Regions from separate parts of the Homo sapiens genome. Here region 1 is linked to region 2. Evidence: chromatin loops called from intact Hi-C (ENCODE). Cell type or tissue: CD4-positive, alpha-beta T cell. All regions are shown on one strand.

What was found. Hi-C counts contacts between places; a loop is a spot of excess contacts. Peaks named below come from ENCODE experiments on the same cell type or tissue, not always from the same donor. Only the 100,000 strongest peaks of a DNase experiment are listed, where the experiment ranks them.
Region 1: it touches region 2 in a loop (1.9-fold over the local background); 6 of 110 quality-filtered maps call a loop at or near these places.

The regions. Positions count from the first base shown.
Region 1 is chr2:109,017,012-109,025,011 of GRCh38, reverse strand. It overlaps a transcript of RANBP2 not described here. Among named protein-coding and RNA genes, the nearest start is that of EDAR, 32 kb to the right of the region's middle. RefSeq lists an enhancer at 4,132-4,847. In CD4-positive, alpha-beta T cell, no CTCF peak of the experiment used is centred here; a DNase peak (open chromatin) is centred at 4,691.
Region 2 is chr2:109,209,633-109,217,632 of GRCh38, reverse strand. The region is part of intron 1 of SH3RF3 (SH3 domain containing ring finger 3); the gene reads right to left. It also overlaps a transcript of RANBP2 not described here. Among named protein-coding and RNA genes, the nearest start is that of MIR4265, 72 kb to the right of the region's middle. RefSeq lists enhancers at 3,370-3,419, 3,460-3,509. In CD4-positive, alpha-beta T cell, no CTCF peak of the experiment used is centred here; DNase peaks (open chromatin) are centred at 102, 3,402 and 3,722; H3K27me3 peaks cover 4,898 bases.

The DNA.
Region 1 (8,000 bases), 190 kb after region 2:
AGGAGTCTCTGCTTAATGGGCAGAGGTTCCATCTGGGGTGATGAAATATTTTGGAAGGAGTGGTGATGGCTGCACAGCATTGTGAATGTAATTAATCCCAATGAATTCTATACTTAACAGTGGCTAATATGGTCAATTATATGCTATATATATAGTTTTTGCAATCATAAAATAAGTTAAAAAAGAATATCAATTTAAAATATTTAGATAAACAATGAAGTTAAAGTTCTAATATTTTCTTCCCCTCTTCCAGTGAAGGTTTGTCCCCAGGTGCACACGTCCAAGACTAGGGCCCACAGTCCTAACCAGCCGGGCCAAGCCTCCCACTACCTATCACCTGGAAGGACATAGGATGAAGTGGACACCCTGAGGTGCCTCTTTGCTGGTGGACATGCCTGTCTCCAGCCACGTCACCTCCAGGTTCAGGCATCAGTCTTCAGAGGTGAAGCTTGAAGGCTAAAGGCAAGAGGGGAGTTGGCTAGACCAGAACCCCCTCACTGCTGTAATTTTCTCACTGTTAGAATTTTTGCAAAGGTGGTTTCAACCCCAACATCTTCTGTTCAGGAATCTACCTGCAAAGTTTTGAGATTTTCGACAGTAGCCGTGAAAAGATTCAAAGAGACTGGTAATTCTTTGCAAACTTACACCAGCTTCTTACAGACTTGAATTGATATTTTGTCTTTTTATAGAATAAGGGTATAAAGGAAGTTTTTGTACATTCATGATAACATCTAGCTTATCTTCTTGAAACCAACAACACCATTTTACCCAGAAATAAAAGCAGGTGGGCCAGACATGGTGGCTCACGCCTGTAATCCCAGCACGTTGGGAGGCTGAGGCGGGCCTATCACCTGAGATTGGGAGTTCGAGACCAGCCTGACCAATATGGAGAAACCCCGTCTCTACTAAAAATACAAAATTAGCGGGGCGTGGTGGTGCATGCCTGTAATCCCAGCTCCTCAGGAGGCTGAGGCAGGAGAATCGCTTCAACCCGGGAGGTGGAGGTTGTGGTGAGCCGAGATCATGCCATTGCACTCCAGCCTGAGCAACAAGAGTGAAACTCCGTCTCAAAATAAATAAATAAATAAATAAAAATATAAGCAGTGATCACAAAATGCAGGTACATTACCTTGAAGGAGAGAAGAGACTGTTAGGTAGAAATTAAGAGAGTTTTTTGTTTGTTTGTTTTTGTTTGTTTGTTTTGAGATAGGGTCTAACTTTGCTGCCCAAGCTGGAGAGCGATAGGGCAAACAAGGCTCACTGCAGCCCCAAACTCCTGGGCTCAAGCAATTCTCCTGCCTCAGCCTCCTGAGTAGCTAGGACTATAGGTATACACACTGCACCCAGCTAGAGATTTTTATTTGATGTTTTTGTAGAGACAGGGTCTCACTTTGTTGTCCAGGCTGGTCTCAAATTCCTAGCCTCAAGAGATCCTCCCACCTAGGCCTCCCAAAGCTCTGGGATTGCAAGTATGAGCCATTGTGCCCAGGCTGACTTTTAACAGTTGTACCTACTGACGTCAACAACATGACAGTTAGGGCTGACAGCAAAAAGCTATTTTAAACCTCATCTCAGTGATTTTAATTTTTCTTTTATTATTTTGTGCATACAAATTTTCTACAATGAACATATATTACTGTTGTAATTAGAAAAAGAGCAATTTTTTAAACTGCCTAATTCTTCTGTTTCCTAGGTCATATTTGTATTTTGGGCACTGAAGTTTGGGATCCTTTACTGCAGGAGACAGTAGTTCTGTATGTCCTGTGCGTCCACAGGGCACCTCTGTTAACGCAGCCTGCGCTGTTGCAGGCATTCATGATGACAGTGCTCAGTCATCACTAGGTGACCCATGCTATGTATGTTTTGCTTAAGAGCGCAGAAGCATTCTGTACATATTATCAAGGTTTCATCAAAACAGTGATTATCTTAATCCTAGGATAATTCTTTTTTTCTTTTTTTTTGAGATGGAGTCTCGCTCTGTCACCCAGGCTGGAGTGCAGTGGCATGATCTCGGCTCACTGCAACCTCCACCTCCCAGGTTCAAGTGATTCTCCTGCCTCAGCCTGCTGAGTAGCTGGGATTACAGGCACTCACCACCACGCCCGGGTAATTTTTGTATTTTTAGTAGAGACTGAGTTTCACCATATTGGTCAGGCTGGTCTCAAACTCCTGACCTCAGGTGATCCACCCACCTCGGCCTCCCAAAGTGCTGGGATTACATGCGTGAGCCACCACGCCCAGCCAATAATTCTTTTTTAAAAAATAGATTTAGTGGGTACAAGTGCAGTTTTGTTACCTGGATCTATTGTGTAGTGACGAAGGCTAGGCTTTTAGTGTGACCATCACCCGAATAGCATGTGTGATACCCTTTAGGTAATTTCTCATCCCTCTTCCCTCTCCCCCTCCCACCTTTTGGAGTCTCCAGTGTCTATTATTCCACTCTCCATGTCCATGTGTACACATTGTTTAACTCCCACTTACAATTGAGAAATGCAGTGTTTGACTTTCTGAAAAACAGTAATTTTTAAAGATTTTACACTGCAAAAGGGAACTGTCCACCATCTGGAAAATCCACCTTTCTGAGCACCTGGATCCCCAAGAACACTGGACAAATGAGCGACGCTGTCCACATAATTGCCACGATGCCTGAGGACAGTAACACTGCTCCCCCTGGGGAAGGTAGATGGAGTGCTGTGGCAGCGGCACATGAGTGAGTGGGGCGGGGGAACCACAGTTGCTGGTTATTGAGGCGTTTAGTATTGGCGTTCCCAGCCCAACCCCTAACTGCAGGCACCCCACTTCGCATGCCTGGGCCTCTGCTCCTCTGCCTGAGTTCCAGCCACTGCCCCTGGATACAGGCTAAAGGGCAGTAGGGGACGGTGTGGCGCACCCTAGGTGCGGAACCCACAGCAGCCGGTGCCTGCCAGATATAACAAGCAAGCTGGGGCACACGGCTCTGAGGCACGTTTTCCAGAAAGCCTTCGAATTGTGTAAACTCTGTGCAGGCCAAAGGGCCTCTTGTGTAAGCCACATGCCAAGGCCCATCTAAAAGTTCCACTCCTGCTTGGCTCCCGGGTTGCTCTCAACCCCGCAGGGCACTTCTCAATCCCTGGTGGAAGGTGAAAAATCGTGCCTCACAGATTCTCTTCTCAGGAAAGACAATCCTGAAAGCGATTTTGTTCGGATTTCTTAACCGCTATTTGTCTGCTTCTGCTGTCTTCTTTTTAAGGACCTCGGGGGATGCCCAGGTGAGTTCACAGCTCCCTCCACACCCTGTGGCCCTGGGGACCTGGTAATGGACACACACTGCCTGCGAGGCCAGTGTCCTTTCCTCTGCTCTCTTTACCTCGCTTCCAACGTCTGTCGATGCCCATACCTGCCAGCCGTCTTCTCCCCAGACCCCTCAGGTCTGGAGGAGAACTATCGCATGTCAGAACTCATTCTGAGGGAAAGTCCCTCTTTGTCAGCACTTTTTTTTTTTTTTTTTCTGAGACGGAGTCTCTCTCTGTCGCCCAGGCTGGAGGGCAGTGGCGCCATCTCGGCTCACTGAAAGCTCCGCCTCCCGGGTTCACGCCATTCTCCTGCCTCAGCCTCCCGAGTAGCTGGGACTACAGGCGCCCACCACCACGCCCGGCTACTTTTTTGTATGTTTAGAAGAGATGGGGTTTCACCGTGTCAGCCAGGATGGTCTCGATCTCCTGACCTCGTGATCCACCCGCCTCAGCCTCCCAAAGTGCTGGGATTACAGGCGTGAGCCACCGCGCCCGATGGCTTTGCCAGCACTTTTCACACAGACCCCATGCTGATCGGTGTTGCTTATCACTTGGTGAGCACTAACCAATGTGCCACAGCCCAGGCAGCTGCCTTATTCTGTCCCCCAGGAACTCTCAGCCTCTGCACAGCTCCAGCCCAAGAAGCATTCCCACCGACCCCCAGTTCTGCCCCTTTTGCTGGAAAATGAGTTTGAAAGAGTTTCTGCTTCAGAGGCAGCCCCGTGGCCCATTTGGCACCCCAGGCACCCTCCTGAAGCTGGGGAGTCGCCTGGGTGTGCCTGCCCTGCCTGGATTCCTTGCCTGTGATGGGTCATGGTGGTCTTTCAGCCTTGGTCTGAGCATTTCTGCCACCAGAAATTTGTGCCCCCCACAAACAATCTGCCCTTGGGAATGTCCAAGCTACCCCTTTGCAAAATGCTATAGCTTTTCACAAAGCTATACTGGCTATGGCTTTTGGACTAATACCTTGACTGGTAAAACTAAAAATGCGCCCTGATGTCGCTATTATAAACCACAGTCACCTCATGGAAAATCACATGCCTTTGACCTGCACTCAGGCAGGCTCCCTGACCTCCTGGTGTTGTCACACCTCCATCTACCAAGTCCTCATTGTTAGATTATTGTTAATATCATTGTGGGGTTTCTTCTTCCCATCTGGATCCAATAAAGTTGTCAGCTTGTGGTATTCTCTCTCTTCCATCTGGGGCAGAGGTCGCCTGCCAAGTAACCATTGTTCACGTTGGAATCTGCAACTCCAAAGGGTTTTCTTCTTTGCTTTCACTAAAAATAGCTCTAATCCCTTTAGCTATCACTTGACTTCCTCTACTGGAACCCGAATGGAGAGGCTGTTATACGTAATTCTAACCATGACCTCCCTCGTTTGATCTCTGTTTTGTAAACCGGGGAGAAGGGTTATCATAAGGTGCCTGTGGTGGCTTGTCTTTGAGCTCCCTTTAATGGCCAGTCTTTTAACAGAGCTGGAAACTGTCTCTGCTGTTTACTTTGCCTGTGTGCGCTGCTCCTGGGCTTCTCTGTTATTTTTGCAAATGGTGTTTTATATGTTTCCACATCTTTCTAACATGTCATGCCTCCCATTAGAACACTCATTCCAGTATTAACAGTGGTGTTATAAAAGACAGCGAACAATCAGAAGAAAAATAGTGCAAGACATGTCTCAGATGGTTACCTGTTCAAACAGAGTTGTTCCCTTCAACACACTGCCCCGAAACTTCACCCCCACTTTTTCACCCTGTTTTCCCTGGGCTCTGTAACTCTGCTCACGGAGAGCTCTGTTCCTGGGAATGCAGACACTGGCTGTGCTGATTTAGGTGATTTCAGAACTATCTCCATTATAGAAAACCCCTTGAAACAGGAGCCAAAACTCAGTAACAAATCCCCGGACCCCAGAGTGGGCAAATCCTTTCATTGTACTGTGGACAGGAGAAGCCAAAGGCATTTCATTTATTTTCCAGATAGTTAGGAAGATGGATGGATAGACAGATGGACAGAATGATAGGTTTTCTTTATAAGTCAGTATGAACTGAGTAGGAATTACATATTGGCAAAAATCAGCGAGCCAAAAATCAAACCAGCACATCAAATTGCTCTCCAAACTGAACTAAACCAATCTTAAGCGGTCGCTTAAGATCACCCATGTCGGGTGTTCTTCCCTTGGAGAAGGAGGCACTGGCAGTGTCAGGCATCCTGGAGAAGCCACCCCATAGACTGTGGGATGATGGTGCAGCCCTACTTATCACCTTCCTAAGACCAGCAATGTCAGAATGTTCAGTGGCACTTTACTCATCTCAAGGGTCTAGACATAGGCTCTGGGCAAAAACAACTCCCCACACCTCTTTGCTCTGTAACAACAAAGTTGATCTATTTCATTCAAAACTTGGTGAGTCCCTGGAGCTCAGCACACCACACCCGACACACACAACAACAGCACCAGCACCACACACAGAGGAGCACTGGGCTGAGCATCTGATGTGGGTATCTAATGCAAACCAAGCCTGATTCAGGCAGTACTGTTCCCATTTTCAAATGGGGAAACTGAGGCACGGGTCGGTTGTGCAGTTTGCCGAAGGGCGTGCAGCCACAGCATTACCGAGACGGCATTTGAACCCGGGCCTCCTCTGTGGCTACAAACCATCACACTAAACACTCTCCTGCCATAACTAGTGACTGATCTGATCTGATCTAGAACAGGCGCCTCTGTGACTACAATCACACGTCCTAAATGCATTTTTGGCTATACTCCCTTTTCCATTTATTCTGCAGATGTTTACTGAGGGCATGCTACGTGTCACCACTGTCCTGGTGCTAGGGACACGATCAGTGGTGAGCAAACACTTACTCTCCTCATAGAACTTTACTGGGAAAGAAATGTAATCCAACCAGCAAATGTGTAATTCATGTAGGACAAGTGTTGCTGTACGTGCTCTCAGCAGGGAACCTGGCCTGAGGGTCTGAGTGGCTCCTCTAAGTAACATCAGAACTGAGCCAGTGCCTGAAGGATAAGTTAGAGTGCCAGTGGAAAGGGGATGGAGATGTGTAATCCAGACACAGGGAAAGGACGTGCTAAGGGCCTGTGGCCGTGGGAGCATAGCTAGAGCCTATGGCTCAACAGGAGGTTAGGAGAAGCATGCAGAGTGAAGGGGAGTGGAGAGCAGGGGTCAGCGCACACTGCATGTTACATGCAGAGGGAAGACTTTGGTACAGGCAACGGGGAGCCTCTGAAGGGGTTTAATCAGGAGGATGGTGGGGGACAGAAGGATAACAGGATCTTATTTGTATTGGGAAAAGACCCCCTGGCTGCAGGGTAGGGTGTAGATTGGGGGCCACAGTGCACGCTGGCGCCTGGCTAGCAGACAGCGGCTGACAGCCTACCAGACAAGGCAATGAGACCTCACCTTTGTGATTCTGCAGACAGCTTTGCTCCTGCTTCCTCCATCCTGCTTTGAGGATCTTAAGTGCTGGGTCTGTTTGCCAGTGAAAGTTACCTTCTCCTTATCATGTCCGTCATAGAAACCCCCACAATGGGCTTACATGTGGCTCCATTTCACTGAAGTCGTCATGGATAGGATGGCCTAACCTGCCCGACTCTGTCTTTGTTCATTCTAATTCTGAGGTAATGGTCTGATTTTAAGAAAATGCTTCCTGGTGCAAACTCCCTTTTCTGAGCAGGCATCATTACTGCCAATTAATGAAACATCTGTGAGACTGCAAAGTCAAGCCTGCATCTGTCATTTAACTAGAATTCTCTCCATCTCCACCACCATTTCCACCATCTCAGGTAAAATACCAGTGCATTATTTCAAAGGCAAAGACAGTAGGATACATAACAGTGAGGATTGCCGTGCTCAGCCTAACAACGGGGGATTTAGAAGGTGTCTTCACCCCTTCCAGCCTACATGGTCTCTGCTCCTAAGAACTGATTAGTGCAGGTGTGGGTACCCAGAGACTGAATGCATCATTAATATGCTGTTATTAAGATTCCAAGGGTCTCATATCCTCACAGGTGATACAACAATATGCTAAAATATCCACTGACCTCATACATGAGCTCTGCCCATCAAAATAAATAAATTGTTACAAAAAAGAGATTGGAAAAAAAGAGCAATTTAAAAAAATAGCTTCAACCAAACTTGGCAAGGAAACACTTCTGAGGTCTTCCTGCATTTCAAACAAGGCTTTCTTGAGGTCTGCCCAGGAGCTGCTGAGGAAAGAGGCTGGAAGTGGATGAGGCCAGGCCAGCCAAGAGCAGGAGCGACCCCACGCCATCCTGTGATTCCCAAGGTCTCTTGTTGCTTCCACCACTTGCTCGCTCTCTCTCTCATTCAGAAGCTGATGGACAGCAGGGACAGGGGCTGCCCAGGCGCCAAGCCCATGACTCCAGAGGGCCTCAGGATCGTATCAAAGAGTTTCAATCATTCAGCTGCCCCCAGAGCTTTGGAAAAGTTGTGACATATTCATGGCATGCACAAAGAAACACACCACTTCCAGGATCTGAACTCTGACCAGTTGTTTGTGGCATGAGCCTTTGGCACGCAGAGAATGGCAAAGGTTTCTACCGGGTGTGACTGAAGGGAGAGAGCCCTCTCTGTGCTGCTAAGAGAAATGATGGGAGAATAAGTCAAGATAGAAAAACATTGAGGAAACTATGCTCAGCACATTCAGAACAACTATATATTCCCTGGTGCCATGCTTTGCATGGGAGGCAGGGAG
Region 2 (8,000 bases):
TTGTTCTCATTCTGGTGGACTGATTCTGTTTATAACACATGCAGGATGTGGTAGGTCCTGGTAGAGAAAAATCTGCCGGAAGCTCAACATTCTAAAGATACTTGAAGTCTGGGGAAGCCCGGGATGACTTCTTCCTATTACTAAGATGTGGAGTGAGTCTATTTACCAATCGTGGCCATAAACCTGGAGCTGAGACAAACCATCTGGTGAGCAGACTAAGGTCAAGATCAGGGTGATGTTCAGATGGGAATTTGACCTGTAGCCTCATTCACGATATGGTAAGTGCAGTTCCAAATACGTATCTACAAAGAGAACAACCAAGGTTCTCCAAGGACTCTGTATTTGAAAAACCATAATAAAAGATACCCAAAAGGTTCAATGGAAGACAGAATTTTATTAAAAGAGTGATTGCTCCCAGAATATTGTCTACAGAAAACAACCCCAAGTGTCCATGAGCAGACGAATGAATAAACAAGATGTGGATGACCGTACGATGGAATAGGATTTAGCCTTAAAGAGGAAGGAGATCTGACACACACTGCAGCATGAATGAGCCTAGAGGACACTGTGCTGAGTGAAATAAGCCAACACAAAAGGATAAATACTGTGTAATTCCACTTAAATCCAGCCAAATTCAAAGAAACAAAGTAGAAGAGTGGGTGCCAGGGCCTGGAGGGTGGAGGAATGGGGAGTTAAGTGTTTATGGGGACAGAATTTCGGTTTGGGAAGACGAAAAGAGTTCTGAAGATGGATGGTGGTGATGGTTTCACAACAATGAGAATGTGCTTAATGCCACTGAACTGTTTGCTTACAAATGGCTAAAATGGTAAATTTTTATGTTATGTATATTTTGCCACAATTTAAAAAAATATATTTGTATGCCAATTTAAATCAGGTCCTAGCAAATGATCAGACAAGCATGTGACCCCACAGTTTCACCCTGCCTTGGGCACTGGCTAGAGAGGGCAGGAGGTTCCAGTGAGCATGCAGGGTGGGCACCCATCAGCCTACAGAGCATGGCTGGCCATCTCACCTTCAGGAAACGCTCTGCCCCACCTCAGGCTTCGGGCTGTGTGTTCTCTGCTGACTTTCTGTATCACAGAAGCAAGGCACTTAAGCTTTGCGGCCAGGTGGGCGTGCACTGCCACTTCTCCATGGATAAGCCCTGCACCGCCCTCAAGTGACCAACTCCCCTGGACTCAGGTTCCTCCTCTGCAAAGTGGATCTCACCGTTTTAACACAGAGGGTGGTTTTGGAGCTAAATAAATGATATGCTGTGAGGTGTGGAAACACTGTCCTCAAGGTGGGATCACTAAGCTGAGAATGCTATTTCCTTTAATCCCCTTCCCTTTAAGTCAGGGCTAGAGCTGGCCAGAGAGAAAGTAGTTAGGACCTGGAAGCAGGCAGGGAGGCAACAGTAGATGCAATGATGGGCAGGTGCCTAGTGGATCCCAGTTCACTCTCTCTCCCGACTCACTCCCCACCGATGCTGAGCTGGGAACCAGACCTCACGATGTCCCCCGGGTTCCTCCTCCAGCAGCTGACAGGCTCCGTTCTTCAGACTGACTGCTTGGCTGTCTTACCTGTTCCTGCCCCAGCTCCCCCATGAATGGGTGCAGTCATGGCCATGGGAAAATTCTAGACTTGGAAGTTAACAAGCCATGGGACATGGGCACCCAGCTCACGTGGCCGCTGGCACGGTAGAAGCCCAGTTCCACATTCGCAGCTCTGTGTGGACCCCACTCTGTATGCCGGTTCCTCGGGACTCCTAACATCTGCTTCCATGTCAGAAGAAAGAAAAGGAACAAACTCGTGCAACCTGAACACAGGGCAAATCCCAGCTCATCCCTCCATCCTTAGATGTACAACTGTGCAGCGATGTCCCCCATTAGATGTCCTAGCAGTGGCAGTTCACAGGGTGAGTCACACGGTCTGGGTGTAGGATTCCAGAAGCAGCAGCTTCTCAGTAAAATCGTAGGTGAGAGCCCAGCACCCTTCCTGGCATCCAGAGTCACCGAGGAAGAACTCTACCCAGAGAGGCACTCATCACAGGCAAAAAACTACATCAGACAGGGGCTCTCCCGAGAGGAACCCACATAGAAGCAGGAGTGCACTCCGAGTACACACTGCTGAAATCAGGGCCCGGCTACCTCCCACCCCTGTTCTGATGGTGTAAAGTGGCTTGAGGAGGGGTCAGCTAGCTTGAGTATTTTACAAAGCATCTGAGTTCACTGATCTTTATCAACGTACCTTCTCCAGAATGCACCCTCCCTTCTCTGGTGTTAAATCAACTCTCCTGATTTTAATCACAAAACAATTGTATAATGAAGACTTATTCTCTCTTTACCCATGACCCAAAGTGGCCTTCTCCCCTACCCTCCAGTTTCCTCTGCCCGTGACATTAGTAAGGGGGCAGGGACCATGAGGGGAGGTTACAGACTTCTTATTCCATAATTGAGCAATGCTCAGAGAGAGAGAAACACAGAAAGACACGTAGATGCTTAACACGGTCAATTGTGATGTGTATGGAGGTTAGTCGTCCCACTGAAGGTTTAACGCTGCTCATTTTTTCCATGGACAGCTTTACTGGTTAGAAGTACAAAAGCTGTTTTCTCAGATTATTTGAGATCTTACTCTGCCTCCACCAAGATGTGTGAGCTCAGCGACGTGCCCCTTCTCTCCTCAGCTCACTACAGCTGGTGCAGAGCTCCTGGGCTGTGGTGTCAGTGCCTACCACCCTCCAAGTCTCAGATCTCCCAAAACACTGCTGTCCGCGTCACCCCCAGCAGCCCTTGGAACTCAGTCTCCAATATACATAGATCTTGCTCCCCTTTAGGGGTGAGGACGCAAGTCCAGAGGGGTGAAGCCACAGGCTCAAGGCCACACAGCTAAATGTCACCAGAGTTGCAGCTGGAGTGGAGCCCATCTTCTGATTGTCCTGTCCACGGGACAGAGAGAGCCCACAGATGCCAGCAAGAGTGTCAGGCAGAGACGTTCTTCCAGGGCTGTTCAGATGTCCTCCTCAAAAAGGATTCCTGTTTGGCTGTCTTTCAATCATCCCCCTTTTGTTTCATGTCAATGAAATTTCTTAGTCCTTGTCTCACAGGTCTTCTACGCCAGGGCCTGGCTGGCTTGGGCTCCACTCCTTTTTTTTTTTTTCTCTTTTCTATGACTCTTTTTTTTTAATACTTTAAGTTCTAGGGTACATGTACACAGTGTGCAGGTTTGTTACACAAGAACTCTCTACACAGCACACGTGGCCCCGGCCTCCTGCTGCCCCCACAGCCCCAAGGCCCCTCCTCTGCCAGGGTAGCAATGCTCCCAGGAGAATAAGGCAAGCCCTTCTGCCCCAGCTTTTGGGGCCACTCCCTTTGGGTGATCTTATCTCTTGTGGTTTTACCCATAAACCACATGCTGACAGCTTTATTTCCAGTCACTTCCAGTCTGCGTCTTAGCCTCACCTCCAACAGCCTGCTGAGGCCCCTACCTAGACGCAGCATGGGGGCACCCGGCACACCCAAGACAATTGGCAGAAACACCCCTTCCTCCTCGCCGTCCAGTGACCACTGCCTGCCCTCCATTTCCTCCAACCAGAACTGCAGGGCTGGTCTCAGAGCTCCTCCCTCCCCTGCCCGCCACGTCCACCCAATCCACAGGTCTTTTGCAGGGACTGCTCCAGGCCTCTGAGGGCAGTCACTGAGTCAGCTTCCTCCACACTCTGACACCAGTGTCCCGGGAGGCTTTGCCTCATGGGCTTGGGTTACTTCAGTGACCTCAGAACGACCCACGGGCTGTAACCCTGCCCTTCCAGCCCATCCACCACACCACACCACACCCTATCACACCACACCACAGTGAGACCACGTCACGTTCCTATTTAAAACCATCCCCACGTTCCCCACTCAAGGTAAAGGATAAAGGCCAGGCTCTGACACGTGACAGATGAAGCCATCTTGACCTGACCTTAGTATGCCTGTGTAGACACACAGTTTGCTGCCCTGACATGGCTCAAAGGTGCCTGCTGTGTTGGACACAGCTGGTGTCCACCCAATGCCCCCATCTTCCTTGCTTTAAGAGCCCAGCCCCCTGTTAGGTGATAGAGGCTTCAGATGGCAGATATGCCCTTCTCCAGGCTCCCTGCAGATCCTGGGGCCACGTCCTCACCAGTGAGATATAAGGGGAAGTGTCCTGGATGCTTCTGGGAACACTTTCTTCCCTAATAAAATGAGGGAGGTTTGAGGAGCCCTGGTCCGTCCCTCCTGTCACCCAGCAGTTATCACTGGAGGACAAGATGCCCGGGCTGCGTTTGGCGTACACATAGCCTTATGCTATGGACACACCAGGGTGTGGAAGGGCAAAGAGGGAGGAAGAGCCATGTCCTGAGTACATCACTGAGCTCAGAAGCAGCCCTGGGACCACCTACTTCCAGAGTTCTTGCCAAGGAAGAGAATAAGCAACCGCGCCCATGTGGTTTAAACCCAGTTTAAAAACTGGGTGTTCATGACTTGCAGCCCAGAGCACCCAAAGTGATGCAACTGCTTGACTGTGCTTTCAGATTCCTCCGAGCCTTCCCAGGACTGCATCCTCCACCTGCTCAGAGTGCACTCCTACCCTGCTGCCGACACCTGCACACCGCTCAGCACAGGGCTTCCCTGGGATGTGTGGGCAGCATCTGTCTTTTCATCATCCACTATATTCCAATCATCTTTCTCCCCCACCCAACAGAAGTTCCATAAAGCCAAGACTGTGTCTGATCCACCCTTGTTCTTCCAGTGCCCAGCCTGGTATGGCACCTACCCCACACCAGCTCACCAGGAGGTCTAACTCCTCCAGCAGGGAAATACCAGGGGCAGAGGGAACTGACGGGTGGGGGAGAAGGCTGCTTTGGGCCACGGGCAAAGAGAGAATGGGTCTTTATTATACAACAATTAGTTCTGTGATTACAATCAGGTGAGTCCATTTAACACAAGAAAAGGGAGGTTGCTATCTGGAGAAGAAACATTGACAAAGATCAATGAACCCAAAAGATCTGTCAAATGTGTGGGTCAGCCGACTTCTCCTCAAGCCACTCCACTTGATCTCATTTCTCCAGCCAGCTGGGCAAAGCTACCTCAAGCCAACCTCCCTGGAGCTGTCGGAAAGCCTCACAATGCAGTCAGGATGGTTGCTAACAAATTCATTTTGAGACTTTTGTATTGTTTTTCCTTGTCAGGATTCTAAATGAAATACTGTCCAAGTTGGGATTTATAGTCACGTATAACCAGCCAAAGCAGTCCCCTACTTTCCCGACAACATGGTCAGACTCTAATTGAAAACTGCCCCTCCTCCATAGCGAGCCAACTGACTTCCTTCAGCCTTTTCTGGGCAGCCTCATTTCATGGAGTTGGAGGGAAGTGAGGAGTCAAGAAGAGGAGGAAGAAAATCCCAGATCAGACACCAGTGGCTGGTACCCTGACAAGTCATCCAGAAGCCAAACAAAACCACAGCCACCCAGAGGCTCGATTCGGACCATTGCCCGGCAAGCCGCACCAACCACCCATTCACCAGCTTACATTCCAAGTTTCGCTATCTCCCTGGAATTCCGCAAAGCCCACCAGTTACACCAATGCAGGTGCTCAATCAGTCATTTATTGAATTCAGTGGCATTCACATTCAGGTTTCTAGAAAGAGGTAACAGAAATGTGGGAAGGGGCTGGGTGCGGTGTCTCACACCTGTAATCCCAGCACTTTGGGAGGCCGAGGAGGGCGGATCACCTGTGGTCCAGAGTTTGAAACCAGCCTGGCCAACATGGGGAAACCCTGTCTCTCCTAAAAATACAAAAAATAGCTGGGCATGGTGAATGCCTGTAATCCCAGCTACTCAGGGAGGCTGAGGCAGGAGAACTGCTTAAACCCAGCAGGCGGAGGTTGAAGTGAGCCAAGATTGCACCATTGCACTCCACCCTGGGTGACAGAGCGAGACTCCATCTCAAAAAAAAAAAAAAGAAAGAAATGCAGGAAGGGCCGAAGGGCTCATGTGCATCTGTCTGTCTAATGCTCCCCACTGCTGTGCTCTCCAGCACGTAGCTGCCTGCTCTGTGACAGCCCCGGAGCTTGCTGATCCGCTCCTACTGGATACCTGGAAGACTGGGCTCCCCCTCCACCGCAGTTGCGCCCATCTGCATTCTTCTCAGACACGGCCCCTACTCCTTCCGCTCCATGCTTCTTACCTCGCCAGGGCTTCCCTGCTGTTTATAACACCTCCTGATTTAGCATCTTCTGTGAATTTCATTAAATTGCTGTTTACTGTTGCCTCCAGCATTATTAATAAAGATGTTAAACAAAATCCAGGCTTGTAACCAATGCCTTGCTGCAAATGGCAGGACATCCCCTCACCACCTAGCCAGCTGCCATTTATCAGGGTTGCCTCCTTGCCTTTTATCCCAGCCAAGGAGCAGCCCCCACCTGCTTTCAGGTCAGCAGGGCTCACTTCTCCTTTAATTGTGCTTAATTCTGCAAGTAACGTTTTCTCCAGAGGCCCCATAGACACACATAAATGGGCATATTAACCAAAAAGGTGTGCTCCCTACCAGACAGAGCAGAACAGACTCAACTGAAGAGCTGTCATCAACCCGTGTGCCAGGAGGAAGAAGGAACTGAGCAGAGCGGGTGTGCACCCCATCCATCCCCAAACCCAGCCCACTGGGAGGCTCTGACAGGAAAGGACAGCAGCAATTCCACCACGTGTCAAGTGGGGTTGTGTTTTCCTTCACAATTAAAATAAAGATTTCTCACCTAGGTTGTAAATAGATTTTTAAATTTAAAAAGCTACATTTTGTAGTGACTCATGCTTTAGAAATAGGTCGTGCTTGCCAGAGAAGCAGTCGACTAATTCACAGCATTTCTCCCTTTCCTCCCTGCCTACACCCAGAGAGAACCCCGGGAGGAAAACCCAACCTCCTTCCTGGGCCTCCCACCTGGAGTAAGCTCATCAGACCCCACCTCTCCCCTTACTCCAGGCCCCACCAGGCCCAGGCACTTCCCTGAGCTGGACACAATCCACACCTGCAGAGCCACCTGCTTAGGCCATTTGCCCTGAGCTCTTGAAAGCCCCAGATGTCCCATCTCATTGTCTGGTTGGTGTTACTCCAGCCACTGTCTCCCTGGGATGCAGCTCCAGCAGTCTCCAGGCTGCTGGGCAACTCTGAAAACAACATGTAGCCTCACTGTGCTCAATGCCTACAGACAAAACGAGGGAGCACGGAAAAGACCAGGCTTTCCCGCTTTGGACTTCACAGATCAGTGACATTAAAAATCTTGAAATATCATTTTTAGGTCTATACTCAAAAAAACTCAAAGCAAGGACTCAAACAGATGTTTGTACACCTACACGCATAGTGACATTATTCCCAACAGCCAAAAGGCAGAAACACCCAAATGTCTGTGAACAGATGAATGAATACACAAAATGTGGTCTAGCCATACAATGGAATATTATTCAGCATGAAGGAGGAAGGAGATTGTGACGCATGCGGCTATGTCGATGAATCCTGAGGACCCTGTGCTAAATGAAATAAGCCAGACACAAAAGGACAAATACTGTTTGACTCTGCGGTCCCTAGAATAGTCATTCACAGAGACAGAAAGTATAACAGAGGTTACTGGGGGGGCTGAGCGTGGAGGAGTTCGTGTTTAATGGGGACACAGTTTGGAAAGGTGTTGCTCAGAAATAGTGGCAGTGGTTACAAAACAGGGGGGACGTACTTAATGCCACTGAACTGTAGACTTAAAAATGGTAAAATTTATGTAATATATGTTTTGTCACAATAATAAATCTTGGAATACTGGAGTGTCCAATTTGTCATTCTACCAAGTAAGCACAGGAGGTGAACAAACCATTTACTCTCACCTAGGGTTTGTAAATAGATTTTTCCATCTAAAAAGCTACATTTTGTAGTGACTCATGCTTTAGAAATGGGTCCTGCTTGCCAGAGGAGCAGTCGACTGATTCACAGCGTTTC